4 separate regions of the Homo sapiens genome follow, and all the other regions are linked to region 2. The links are chromatin contacts, found by Hi-C or POLR2A ChIA-PET in ENCODE. All regions are on one chromosome and are shown on one strand. Each heading gives the region's core, a stretch centred on a gene start or an enhancer-like site at or near the end of the contact. The rest is flanking DNA. Distances are from core to core; before and after follow the strand shown. Region 1 holds the start of ENO1 (enolase 1). Region 2 holds the start of NMNAT1 (nicotinamide nucleotide adenylyltransferase 1). Region 3 holds the start of MAD2L2 (mitotic arrest deficient 2 like 2). Region 4 holds the start of MTOR (mechanistic target of rapamycin kinase).

Region 1 (3,391 bases), core at 469-2,968, 1.1 Mb before region 2:
GGCGCCTGCCATTACGCCCAGGTGATTTTTTTTTTTTTTTGAGACGGAGTCGCGCTCTTTCGCCCAGGCTAGAGTGCAGTGACACGATCTCGACTCACTGCAGGCTCCGCCTCCAGAGTAGCTGGGACTACAGGCGCCCACCACCACACCCGGCTAATTTTTTGTATTTTTAGTAGAGATGGGGTTTAGTAGAGTAGGATGGTCTCGATCTCCTGACCTCGTGAGCCACCCACCTCGGCCTCCCAAAGTGCTAGGATTACAGGCGTGAGCCACCGCGCCTGGTCGATTTTTGTATTTTCAGTAGAGACGGGGTTTCACCACGTTGGTCAGGCTGGTCTCTAACTCCCGACCTCAGGTGATCCTGAGGAGGCCCACCTCGGCATCCCAAAGTGCTCGGATTACAGGCGTGAGCCACCGCGCCCGGACCATTCACAGCTTTTTTAGCTGCCTGGATGGAACCCCGAATTAGGGACACGGTAAATGAATGGAGCAGTCAGGGCCCGGGTGGGCCTGAAAGGCAAGTGAAGCAATGGACCCTACCGCCCAGAGAAGCGCACAGAGCAGGGGAACATTGAACAGGAAGCTTTCTTAAAATACATCCTTCTTGGCCTAGCGCGGTGGCTCACGCCTGTAATCCCAGCACTTTGGGAGGCCGAGGCGGGCGGATCACCTGAGGTCGGGAGCTCAAGACCAGCCTGGCCAACATGGTGAAACACCGCCTCTACTAAAACAACAACAACAACAAAAAAAAAACAAAATTAGCCGGGCGTGGTGGCGCATGCCTGTAATCCCAGCTACTCGGGAGGCTGAGGTAGGAGAATCGCTTGAACCCAGGAGGCCGAGGTTGCGGTGAACCGAGATCCGAGATCGCGCAATTGCACTCCAGCCTGGGCAACAATAGCAAAACTCAAAAAAAAAAAAAAACCAAATCAGATCAGGCCCGATTTTTGGTGGCCAGCCGGGGAGCCGCTCTTGCCCAACTTGGGCGAGGTCGCCTGGAGGACTTGCCAATGATCTAACGGCTCTGCTGTAGGTTCCTCAAGAGGTGCCTTCTCGGAGTTAAATGAGTCACCGCTTACTAGGCAGAAGCGCGGGCCGCGAGCGCGGGCGAGAGGCGGGGGCTACCGGTGGGGGAGGGGGCCGCAGCCTCGTGGCCATCTCCACTATCGCCGCCCTCCTCCATTTTAGGAAGGGCCTGGCCTGAGTGGCCACCGCCGCTAAGTCTGCGTCTATCCCAAAAACCTTACACTTGGCTACGATGGAAAAGCAACTTCCACTCCCAACTCCCGCTGTGCTAAGCAGCTCGCGTGTGCAGCTCCCGACCTTCCCTGACAGTGACTCGGCCCCGCAGTCGGTAATCACGTGTTGATCTGCACTTTCCCCTCCAAAGAAATCGGGGGCCCAGCACGTGCGCCTGGCATTGCGCCCCCGCCCCGGGCCTCGGGGTGAGCGGGGGCGCCAGTTCCCACCCAGGGAGGCGGCTTGCACGTGCCCCCGACCCCGCCACGCTGGGCCTGCGGGCGCGCCGCCTCCCTCGGAGGGAAAAGAGCCCCACAAGCCCAGAAAAGCCCTGCGCCGCCTGCCCGTTGCTCAGCCCTTCCCCAATCATTACCTAGCCACTGGGTCTCGTCGCCTAGGAGAGGAAGCGGAGGGTGCTGCAGACACCGAGGTGAACGTAAAGCCGGCGAGATCTCCGTGCTCCGGGTACCCACAGATACTGTCCGCGCCGCCCGCGCCGACTTCCTGCCTAGCTAAGGCGAGCCCCACCCACTTCCCGCCTCCGGGGCACGCCCCCTCAGCTCCGCCTCGCCATTCGTCGGGAGAGCCGTCACTCATTCCCTCACCTCCCGGAAAGGGGTGGGACTGCGACGGCTGCAGTAGCGTGGAAAGGGGGGTGACGTCCCGCGGACTTGAGGCGGGCAGATCTGGGGGGCCCCGACTCCCCAGCGGCCCTGTAGTGGTGCGGGCGAAACTCTGGCCCCAGATAGGACCGGTGAGCCGAACTGGGGTGTGCGGAGCCGGGGCTCCGGGGGATGGCCCGGGGCGGCGTGGCGGGCATGAGAGCTCGGGGCTCCGTCACGTACTCCGAGTCCCGCACGCACTCAGCGTCGCTCTGGGGCCCCACGTCCGGCCCTCGACCTTGCTGACAACTTTGGCGGCCCGGGCCTGCCGCGGCCCTCCTGCCCCGCCCCTCCTGCCTCGCGCCGCGATCCGAGAGACCCCGTTGGCGTCGAGTCGTTGAGAGGCTGCGCGCCTCGGCCCCACTCCGGGGTTGGGGCGCTGGCCCCGCCGCAGCGCTGCGTGTCCGGGGCCACGTGCGCCGCCTGCGCCTGCGCGCTGCCCTCCAGCCGCGCCCGTCTGGCCGGGCTCCGCCTGGCACCCGCCAAGGTGACCCTGTCCCTTTCTCCTTGCTGCGGTGAGAATCAGGCCGAGACAGCCAAAGGAAGGTTCACTTTCCTTTAATTCTACCTCATACTTTTTGAGTGCCTTCTAGGTGTCCGGCGCGCCCCCACGTGCTTCCCCAGTGTTAATTCATTCTCTCTCTAGTCCATGTCATGTTGCCTCTCAAATTTTACATCCCTCTCATTCCCATCTAGGGAACTAGATCAAACCTACCTGGATTCTTGTGAACCATTCATGTGAATTATTTGGAACTGGAATTTCACACAGACCCGGGGAATTTCTCAAAGTTCAAGACGGGTCATATTCCGTGGAATACGGAAGGAGTTGGAGTGATTTCACTTTTCTGATCAAGAACTGATAGCCATTAAAACTCAGCTCCGCAATATATCCCCCCACTCCAAGGGAGGGCTGAGATGATCACTTCGTTTTCTGTTACGGCTACTTTTATATTTTTCAACATTACTGCTGGTCTGTAAGAGAACTAAAACATCTGATTTTCCTCATTTCCTTGTAAAGAGGTGTTCAAATATGTACTTGAATTTAATTATTTCTTCTGGTCAGCTGCAAAACCTGCTTTTCTTCCTTAACCCCTAGCATTTTTATCCTCTTAGCTACAGACAGGTTTCCATGGCGTTGGTTAAAAATTAAGGCCTATTGAGACCATAGTATTTGCTTTCCAGTGAGTAAGAAGCAAGAACTTTAGGATTAAATTCAGCAAAAAGAAAAAAAAAAAGAGTAAAATTTTGCAAGCAGAGTTTGTGATTTCACCAGCAACACACTAACGTTTTTGGCTACTGAAAACCACTATCCCCAGCCCCATGACTCAGCAGCTAAATCAACAGCCAACATCTCCTACTGGTAAGGACTCTAAGAAATCAGGCACTTGGTACTCTCAGAGCAATTCTAAGGCGTGGCCCTGAAAGGGCTCCAAACAATCTTATTTTACATAAAAATGGTTAGAGAGATAAAGATACTCTGCTGTGGCCAG
Region 2 (3,048 bases), core at 44-2,543:
GATGGGATTACAGGCGTGAGTCACCGCGCCCAGCTCAAATCTTATTCTCTATTTAGCACTTATTTCTGCCTTTAATTATATATGATTTTATTATAATACGTTATCTCCTCTGACTAAACTCTGGAGAACAGAATATGAGTCTGATTCCTCTCTCAGCTTTCTCAGTACCTAATACAGAATAGAACGTCGATAATTTGGTCACGTATATAAAGGCTCAACATATTTTAAGGAGCTAAAGCTATTCTGAATACATTTCAGTAAAAATGGGTGCATTTTAAAAGCCTTAACCTGGTACTACATTAGTTGAGATTTATCCCCGAAAGATTAACTCGTTGGCACCACCTAGTAGTCACTAAATGTGGTGCACTTTTCACTTTTACGAAACTACAGAAACCGCTCTCAGACACTATATCTGGAGCGGAGGGTCCTCATTCATGCTCACCTGTCTCTTAGTACTCTGATCTCTGCACAGTGCCGACCGGTCTCAAATTGCACAAACCTCCAGTTCTTGACGTTCCGAGTGTCATAAACTTGAGGAAAATGAAATTATTCATCAGGACTACAAAAGGCTCAAAGTTCAAACCACCTCGGGGTGGAGATGCTGGAAAAAAGGAAACCATTAACAAGTAATTTTATTTGCTATATATAAACTTGCCCTAAGGCAGTCCAGATAACTTCCACTTGAGCAGCCTGAGACATCAAGGGCGGGGGCACTTTCCCCCTCGACTGCGCCTACCGCAGCCTTTCTGAGTTTCTTCCTAGCGAGGCCGAGAGGGTCTTTGAGGAAAATCCCGCATCCGGACACGCCTTGAGGGATGGCGTCAAACCCAGAGGCTTGGAAAAGGTAAGGGCGGAGAGCACGCCTCTTCCTTGAAAGTGAGGAGGGTTTGGCCCAGAACCAACAGGACTGGGTGAAGAATCAGCTCCGGCCACCGCAGCAAATCCCACCCCACGCGGGAACTTGAAGTCCGGCACGTAGGTCCCGCGGCGGCCGGGCTCCAACAGGCCCCAATTGCCACCAGAGGTAGCCGTAAACCCATGGTCCCCGAAACTCCTTCCGGGCCTACCTGACAAAAACTGGGACAACCTCCTTAGGCCCCCGGGATTCCCCCTGTGCCGCCTGACCGCCCGCCAGTCCCAGAGTTTAGGGCCAGGGGCCCCGCCTACCTGAGGGCACTGGCCTGGCGGACCGCGCCGGGGGAGCACTTCCGCTGGACGCACGCACTTCCGGCCCCCTGGAACCAATGAGAGTGCGACCGAGATGTTCCACTCGCTGGCGTCCGGGCCGCTGGTGATCTCCGGTAGCACTCGGGCCGGCGGACAGTGAGGGCGCGGTAAGCTCCCCGCAAGGAGCCCCTGAGAAACTGGTCGCTTTTTGTCCTAGATATAGGGGAGTCCAGGATGGTGTGGTGGAGTCTTTAGAGTCGAATATGACCCGAGGCAAGCTCATATTCAGGTTTGGGGCAAGGAGCTTTGATTGACCCTTAATTTTTTCAGTGGAACGGAAAACTTCGGTAAAATAGCTTCTGACCTTCGGAACAGATGGATTCACCTTGGAAAGGAAAAATCTCTTTCTAGAAGAGTCTTGAGGTCTGGCACCTTTAGGCTTAACGGGGGACGGCTGGGCGTCAGAGGAGGAAATCCTTCATTCCGAACGACTTCCCTTTCCTCCTAAATCCTTCTTTCCAAATCTGTAAAAGACTACATCTACTTTGCTGGAGGTGGTTTGACACTCATGCTCCTTGAGAAGGAGGTAATGAGCTGTAGGGCAGCTCTTAAAAAGTTACCCTTGGACGGGCGCGGTGGCTCACGCCTGTAATCCCAGCACTTTGGGAGGCCGAGGCAGGCGGATCACGAGGTCAGGAGTTCGAGACCAGCCTGGCCAACATAGTGAAACCCCGTCTCTACTAAAAATACAAAAAATTAGCTGGGCGTGGTGGTGGGCGCCTGTAATCTCAGCTACTCGGGAGGCTGAGGCAGGAGAATCGCTTGAATCCTGGAGGCGGAGGTTACAGTGAGCCGAGATCGCGCCATTGCACTCCAGCCGGGGCGACAGTTCGAGACTCCATCTCAAAAATAAAAATAAAAAAAAGTTACCCTTGGCTGTCGCGGTGTGACACCTGTAAACCCAGCACTTTGAGAGCCCGCGGTGGGAGGATCATTTGAGCCCAGGCTGGGCAACATAGCAAGACCCTCATAACAAAAAATTAAAAATAAAATTACCCAGAAACTGGTTGGAACTATTTAATGATGTTCTTAGTCCATCTTCCTGAAGTAGTCCACAGAACAACATCAGTGTTCATGGTAGAATTGTTTCATCAGGGCAGTTTTTTTTTAAGTAACAATGTCTTGTTAAAAAACAAGAGCTGTGTTGCCCAGGCTGGAGTGCAGTGGTGTGATCATAGCTCACTGCAGCCTTGAACTCCTGGGCTCAAGCGATCCTCTGGCCTTGGCCCCTCAAAGTGTTGTGGTGATTGGCACAAGCCACCGACAGGCCTGGAGTCTGAAGTTAGTTATATTTCAGCTACCCAGGATAAACTTCTAACTATGATTACCACAGAACTCTACCAAAACTAATTGTTTCACTTAGTTCTGTCTGATTATGGAATCTCTTTATTACCATCAGTTGTTTTTCAGAGTTACAATTTGAATATGAAACCATTTTTCTAGCCCACCTTAGAGAAGACTGTTGACACACTAGTTGAAATGGTTGCAATAGCCTCTACCTTGCAAGACACTTCAGATTCAAAGAATTTCCTTTGCAAAAGTCGGCCGGGTGCAGTGGCTCATGCCTGTAATCCCAGCACTTTGGGAGGCCAAGGCGGGCAGATCACTTAAGGTCAGGAATTCAAAACCAGCCCGGCCAACATGGTGAAACCCCATCTCTACTAAAAATACAAAAATTAACCAGGCGTGGTGGTCCATGCCTGTAATCTTAGCTACTCAGGAGGCTGAGGCATGAGAATCGCTTGAACTCAGGAGGTGAATGCTGCAGTGAGCCAAGATCACGACGCTGCACTGCAGCCTGGGTGACAGAGCAACTCCGTC
Region 3 (3,357 bases), core at 858-3,357, 1.7 Mb after region 2:
GTAATCCCAGCTACTCGGGAGGCTGAGGCAGGAGAATCACTTGAACCCAGGAGGTGGAGGTTGCAGTGAGCCAAGATCACGCCACTGCACTCCAGCCAGGGCGACAGAGCGAGACTCAGTCTCAAAAAATAAAATAAAATAAAATATAAAATAAAAAATAAAGTGCTGACTACCTCAAGTAATGTCTTGAATACCATACTGGAAGTGAGAAAACAATGGTGGTGTGGGGACTTGAAGCGGGGACCACCTGGATGTCCTTTGAGCTTCTACCACTTATTCTCATGTTTCCTGAGTGCCTTCCAGAGACAGGCACTTCTAGGGACTGGAGCTACAGTGCGATGCACACTGCTTTGTCTGCCTTTTAGCCTTAACCCATTGAGTTTAGGATAAATGGTAGGGAGAAGATTTGGAGGTTTTTGGAAATACCCTCCTCACACCAAGGTTCACCAGCTTCACGAGCTCCTTCAAAGTGCCACCATGCCCCCAGGGTAACTTTTTTTTTTGGAGACATAGTCTTGCTCTGTCGCCCAGGCTGGAGTGCAGTGGCACGATCTGGGCTTACTTCAACCTCTGCATCCCGGGTTCAAGCGAGTCTCCTGCCTCAGCCTCCCTAGTAACTGGGATTACAGGCGCGTACCACCACACCAGGCTAATTTTTGTATTTTTAGTAGAGACAGGATCTCATCATGTTGGTCAGGCTGGTTTCTTGAACTCCTGACCTTGTGATTCGCCCGCCTCAGCCTCCCAAAGTGCTGGGATTACAGGTGTGAGCCACCATGCCCGGCCACCCCCGGGGTAACTCTTATCAGGCCTGGTCCCTAACTTCTGGCAAGGGGAACTCTCTTCTGAGGGGTGGGTAGGCATCACCACTTTGGAACTGGAAGGCATTGGAAGGCATGGGCAGGGCCCTGCGGAATGAGGTGGCTTGGCCCGAAGTGGAAGAGGTTTTTTTTTTTTTTTTTTTTTTTTTTTGAGACGGAGTTTCGCTCTTGTCACCCAGGCTGGAATGCAGTGGCACAATTTCGGCTCACTGCAACCTCCGCCTCCTGGGTTCAAGGGATTCTCCTGCCTCAGCCTCCTGAGTAGCTGGGATTACAGGCCTTGGCCACCACGCCCGGCTAATTTTTGTATTTTTAGTAGAGACGGGGTTTCACCATGTTTGTCAGGCTGGTCTCGAACTCCTGACCTCAGGTGATCCGCCCGCCTCGGCCTCCCAAAGTGCTAGGATTACAGGCGTGAGCCACGGCGCCCGACCAAAGAATTTTTAAAAGTCCACCCTGTACCCACTCTGTGGTTCTGGGACGTGCCTCACCTGGACCGGCACGTTGTACTTCTTGCGTTTCTGGAAGATGCCCACGGGGTAGACCTCGCGCACGTAGAGGATGAGATGCACAGCCACCTCCAGGAACTCGCAGAGCACATCGGCCACCACTGCAGGGGGGCACAAGCCGGTGGCGCGCTCGAGGAAGCCCGCCGGCCCAGACGCCCCCGCCCCCGGGCCCGCAGGTCCAGCCTCCCTACCTTGGCCAAAGTTGAGGTCTTGTCGTGTGAGCGTGGTCATCCTTCCCGCTACCTGAGTGTTGGGGCAAGGGCAGAGGGTAGTTCCAGAGACCCAGGAGCCCAGAACCCGCTCGCTTCCACCGTCTCTTCCCTCCCCACAGTCTGTGGGAACTGGGGAAGGACCTCCCGCTTCGCACAGGCTCAGGGCAGCTGGAAGAACCTCCACCCCCACGCTGGCGTCCGTGCTTGGGGGCATCAGCCTCTATCCACTGGCCGCCCGCGCCCCCTCGCCCCGCTGTCTCGCGGGGTGGAAAGACCACAGCTGTGCCCCCGAAAAGGGCAGGGCCGCGGACGCAGAGGGAAACAGCGGGATGCCCAGGGCCGGGAGCGCAAAGCGGGACATGCGGAAAGCGAAGCGGGGTTGGAATAAGACTCCGCCCCCTGCTACGCCGGATCCCTCCCGGCGGGAATCCCGCCCCCTCTCCCCTCCCCCAGTACCGGCTCTGCGCTCGGTTCCCGCCCGAGATCGGGCCCGGCCCCGCCGCGGGGAGCCACCGACCGGACCGATCGCGCCTCCCGCTCAACCCGGGGCCTCGGCGCCGCTCGGTGACGTTCACGGCGCTCCGGTGGGTCCTAGCGCCCGCCCCGCCCAGGCCACGCCCATTCCCGCACGGCCCAAACCGGGCCTCGCAGAGGGCGGTTCCGCATGCGGGGGCGGGTCTCCGAGGGGCGGGGGCCGGGCCTCGGCGTCCGGGAGGGGCTGAGACCCGCCGCGCCACCTCCCTTCAACTTCGGGTGGGCGCGAAGAAAACACAACGTTGATCTCCACGTTCCATTGGATCGCTACATATCTTCCCCCGAGGGCATTTCTCTCGCTTTAGCAGGCGCCGGAAGAGGGCTGGGGAGGGACGGGGGAGCGCGCAGCTGGGGACTAACGGCAGCCACATCTGAGCTAGCCCGAGTCACCATCCCTGCAGCTGCCCACGCAAAAGCGAATCCTCTGGCTCGGGGGCGGGAACAGGGGAGGACAGGATTGTACCGGTTGTCAAGGCCCGGGTGAAATTTTAAAAATAAAAAAAAGAGGGCGTGCACCGGCGTCGCCCCTGCTCCGCCCCCACCGGGTACCTAAATGCAGCCTGGCCTGACCGCCCAAGAGGATGAACCCTCCCCGCCCTACGCTTCATAACAATAGCTGACCTTTTTGGAGCTCCAGCCGAGTGCTGGGCACTGGGCTAAGTGTGTCCGTGGATTATCTCAGTCCTGGGAGTAACTCCATGAGGCAGTTACTGTGACTGTTCTCTTTATACAGATAAGTCAAGCGAGGTGCAGAAGGGTGAATAACCTGCCCGAGTCTCCCAGCTGGTGGGGTGGGCGATGGCCGAGGTGCCTCCTGCCACTACATTTTACTGCTCCCAAGTCCCCCAGGGGCGTGGACTCGGTCTGGAAGTCCTGTAAGGGCCCTCAGAGATGATATTACTAAAATAATAAAAAATAATGACTAACATCGAGCACTTCTTATGTGTCAAACACTGATTCCGTTAATTCTCTCATTAACCCTAGCAGCTAAGTCTCCATTTTATAGCCCCACTTTACAGATGGTTAAACAGGCCCAGAAACGTTCTCTAATTCGCCAAAATCACACAGTGGGAATACAAACCCAGCTCTGATGCCTCTTCTGACACCAGGGCTTCCACTTATTTACAGCCCCCTTATTTTACAAGTGAGAAAACTAAGATCTGAGAAGCAGCTACGGAGTTAGTGGGCAACAAGTCAGGACCAGAAGCCAAGAGGACTTTGTCTGTGACCTCCAGGGACGTAAGAGCTTGTTAGTCCCATCCGTCTGTTTGGACACAGATC
Region 4 (3,181 bases), core at 195-2,694, 1.3 Mb after region 2:
TCAAGTGCTCCACAGCCACATGTGGCTGGTGGTTCTTGTACTGAACAACGCAGTTCTACAGGGGACTAGCTCTTCAAATGTAAGCTAAAAGAAAGTAATTAGTTCCTGGCCGGGTTTGGGAGGCCGAGGCGGGCGGATCACGAGGTCAGGAAATCGAGACCATCCTGGCCAACACGGTGAAATCCCGCCTCTACTAAAAATACAAAAAAAAAAAAAAATTAGCCGTATGGTGGCGGGCGCCTGTAGTCCCAGCTACTCGGGAGGCTGAGGCAGGAGAATGGCGGGAACCCGGGAGGCGGAGCTTGCAGTGAGCAGAGATCGAGCCACTGCACTCCAGCCTGGGCGACAGAGCGAAACTCCGTCTCAAAACAAAACAAAAAACACCAATTAGTTCCTGAGCTCATTCCCTCATTCCTCAATTATGCCCACACTGCCATGGGTGTAACATACACCTATCCCAAGTATGTTCAGCTTATGCTACAAAACCAATTTCTCAAAATTCTTATTTTTGAAAGAATTTGTAAGGCACAGAGGAAAAACCTGGGAATAATTGGTTTTGTAAAGCTTTCAAATACTCCACTGCCAAGAAGAAGACTGCAGAAAGAAATGTCATCCTTTAGGGGAGAAGAAACTTAAGAATCCCTGCTAAGAAAACTACTCCAGTTTGTGTGTATGTGTGTGCGTCCGAAAGGGGGGAAGGTGGCTGGCAAGGGATTTCTATTCTCAGGAAAGAACCAGTGTATCTTTATATGATCTGAGGCCCACAGGCCATCTGCTCCAGACTGAATTCAATTAAACTTAGGATATCTGAAGTCAAATATCCTAATGGTGTTGATAGGGCTTAAGGAAGTTAAGATTGGATGGGGGAAACAGGGATGGGGCTGGGGGAGAGGGAGAGAAGATGTACCCCAACGATGTAACCAAGCTCAGTTTCGGGGACTGGATCTCTGAGAGGTGTCCACAGTGGAGGACAAGGGGCTGACACGGACGCTAGTGTTCCCTGGGGCAGAGATACACAATTTTTATACGTGGCTCAAAAGAAAGGGTGGCTGTGACAGGCAAAAGACCCAAAGGGCAATACCAGAGCTGATGGGCCGGCCTTCGGGCGGACGTACCGCGGGCCGAAGGGTCCAGGGGTCTCTTGGGGGTCCCGGGGAGGTGGGCGTTGCCTCGAGGGGTGGGAGTCAAGGCCTCAGACGGTGCCCAGGTCGTGGGGCCGGCAATGTGGGGACCCCACGTCCCAGACGGGCGGCTTCCCCTGGCCCCCCCACGGGCAGGCTGGCCGTGGGTCTGGACATTACGCCGCCCTAGAGGGGTCGTGCCAGGCCCTAGACTCACCGCGCGGCTTCGGCCAAGGCCTCAGCTGCCGCCGCCAGCACCGGTACCGCCGCTTCAGGCCCCCTGCCCCACCGCCCGCCTTCCCCGCTGTCCTCTAAGCCGGGAGCGAGGGAAGGAGGGTTCCCAGCCCTGAGGACCAATCGACAGGTATAGGGAGAAGATGGACTGAAAAACAGGCCAATAGTAATGAAGAAGAGAAGCTTCAGGACCCGGCTTCTCCAGGGGGCGGGGACTGTTCAAATAGACAAACCACGCGGCCAGTGGCAGGTGAAAACAGGCTTGGGTCCACTCGGGAGAACCAATCGGTCGTGAGTTCACCTCAGTCACTTCCACTCACACATCCGGTACGGCGCTGCTAGGATTCCCTTCTGCATCCGGGCTGTGAACTCAAGGAGTCCGGTGTCTGGGTATCTCCGGATCGCAGCGAGAGCGGCTAGCAGAGGTTCGCGACCCCTCCCGGTGTAATTCTGAGAGGAGAATGTGAGCGATGCCGGTGCCCAGGAATTACTGCATCAAAAGACGTTTCGGGCTAGCGCTCTTTATGGATCCTGTGATATCTCTTTTGTTACAATTAATAAGCATTTGAAAATGTTTTTAATTAGATTCTCTAACTTTCCCAAAATTATCCAACTCAGGATCACTCCAGAGAAACCATAGCCAAGTTTTAACCAAAAGAGCTAGTCATAAATAAAAATTTTCAAAGCAACATTATTTTTTAAAAATCCTTTCAAAAAATCAATAGCTGGCCCGGCGCGGTGGCTCACGCCCATAATTCCAGCACTTTGGGAGACCGAGGCAGGCGGATCACCGTAGGTCAGGAGTCGAGACCAGCCTGGTCAACATGGTGAAATTCCCCCACCCGCACCCCCCGTCTCTACTGAAAATACAAAAATTAGCTGGGCATGGTGGCTCACGCCTGTAATCCCAGATACTCGGGAGGCTGAGGCACGAGTATCGCCTGAACCCGGGAGGTGAAGGTTGCATGCACCGAGATCGTGCCACTGCACTCTAGCCTGGGCAACAGAGCAAGCTCCGTCTCAATACATACATACACACACACACACACACACACACACACACACACACACACAACCAAAGAAAATAAATAACTGCTGGTCACGGTGGCCCACGCACTTTGGGAGGCCAAAGCAGGAGGATCGCTTGAGGCCAGGAGTTCCAGACCAGCCTGGGCAACATAGCGAGACGATGTCTCTACAGATTAAAAAAAAAAAAATCAACAGCAAAAGTGGATTTGACTACATTTTTTTTTAATCACAGTGCTATTTGTCATAGTAAACACTGAAAATTCCTAAATATTTCAAAGTAGGAGTCCAATAAAATATGATGCATTCGTTTGGGCGCGGTGGCTCACACCTGTAATCCCAGCACTTTGGGAGGCCGAGGCGGGCGGATCATGAGGTCAGGAGTTTGAGACCAGCTTGACCAACATAGTGAAACCCCGTCTTTACTAAAAATACAAAAAAAAAAAAAAAAAGGTAGGCGTGGTGGCAGGTGCCTGTAATGCCAGCTACTCAGGAGGCTGAGATAGGAAAATCCCTTGAAGCCAGCAGGCGGAGGTTGCAGTGAGCCGAGATCGCGCCACTGCGCTCCAGCTGGGGTGACAGTGCGAGACTCCATCTCAAAAAAAAAAAAAAAAAAAAAAAAAGATGCATTCATAATAAGAAAAATACATAGCCATTAATAATTATAATTTAGAGCCTAGCATGGTGGCTCATCCCTGGAATCCCAGCACTTTGGGAGGCCGAGGCAGGATTGCTTGAGGCCAGGAGTTCCAGACCAGCCTGAGCAACATAGTGAGACCCTTGTCTCTACAAAAGAAATT

The links. A loop is a pair of places that touch in the nucleus more often than their neighbours do. ChIA-PET counts read pairs that join two places held with the same protein, here RNA polymerase II (POLR2A). Pooled maps may share reads with other maps.
Region 1: a loop to region 2 is called in a map with no recorded cell type, with 11 times the contacts of the local background. The contact joins the promoter of ENO1 here to the promoter of NMNAT1 in region 2. A Hi-C loop is called at or near these places in 1 of 37 single-sample maps with no recorded cell type and 5 of 50 pooled maps. POLR2A ChIA-PET finds 5 or more read pairs at or near these places in 2 of 52 experiments (AG04449 and activated T-cell).
Region 3: a loop to region 2 is called in a map of naive thymus-derived CD4-positive, alpha-beta T cell, with 20 times the contacts of the local background. The contact joins the promoter of MAD2L2 here to the promoter of NMNAT1 in region 2. A Hi-C loop is called at or near these places in 1 of 168 maps with a recorded cell type or tissue (naive thymus-derived CD4-positive, alpha-beta T cell) and 5 of 50 pooled maps. POLR2A ChIA-PET finds 5 or more read pairs at or near these places in 1 of 52 experiments (T-cell).
Region 4: a pooled map shows a loop between it and region 2 (9-fold over the local background). The contact joins the promoter of MTOR here to the promoter of NMNAT1 in region 2. A Hi-C loop is called at or near these places in 1 of 37 single-sample maps with no recorded cell type and 6 of 50 pooled maps. POLR2A ChIA-PET finds 5 or more read pairs at or near these places in 1 of 52 experiments (PC-9).

The regions. Positions count from the first base shown.
Region 1 is chr1:8,876,968-8,880,358 of GRCh38, forward strand. ENO1 (enolase 1) reads right to left here and starts at 1,719. Exons shown (of 12, transcript NM_001428.5): 1 at 1,613-1,719. It overlaps ENO1-AS1 (ENO1 antisense RNA 1), which reads left to right and starts at 1,868. Exons shown (of 2, transcript NR_038351.1): 1 at 1,868-1,993; 2 at 2,598-2,918. RefSeq lists enhancers at 556-1,148, 1,149-1,742, 1,743-2,334 and silencers at 1,093-1,212, 1,423-1,472, 2,193-2,442.
Region 2 is chr1:9,942,182-9,945,229 of GRCh38, forward strand. It overlaps NMNAT1 (nicotinamide nucleotide adenylyltransferase 1), which reads left to right and starts at 1,294. Exons shown (of 5, transcript NM_022787.4): 1 at 1,294-1,334. LZIC (leucine zipper and CTNNBIP1 domain containing) reads right to left here and starts at 1,210. Exons shown (of 8, transcript NM_032368.5): 1 at 1,068-1,210; 2 at 443-601. RefSeq lists enhancers at 239-809, 343-1,542, 810-1,379.
Region 3 is chr1:11,679,041-11,682,397 of GRCh38, forward strand. MAD2L2 (mitotic arrest deficient 2 like 2) reads right to left here and starts at 2,108. Exons shown (of 9, transcript NM_006341.4): 1 at 1,999-2,108; 2 at 1,522-1,573; 3 at 1,313-1,431. The coding sequence starts at 1,561. RefSeq lists silencers at 1,430-1,489, 1,930-2,449.
Region 4 is chr1:11,261,107-11,264,287 of GRCh38, forward strand. MTOR (mechanistic target of rapamycin kinase) reads right to left here and starts at 1,445. Exons shown (of 58, transcript NM_004958.4): 1 at 1,339-1,445. RefSeq lists a silencer at 1,163-1,212 and an enhancer at 1,633-1,792.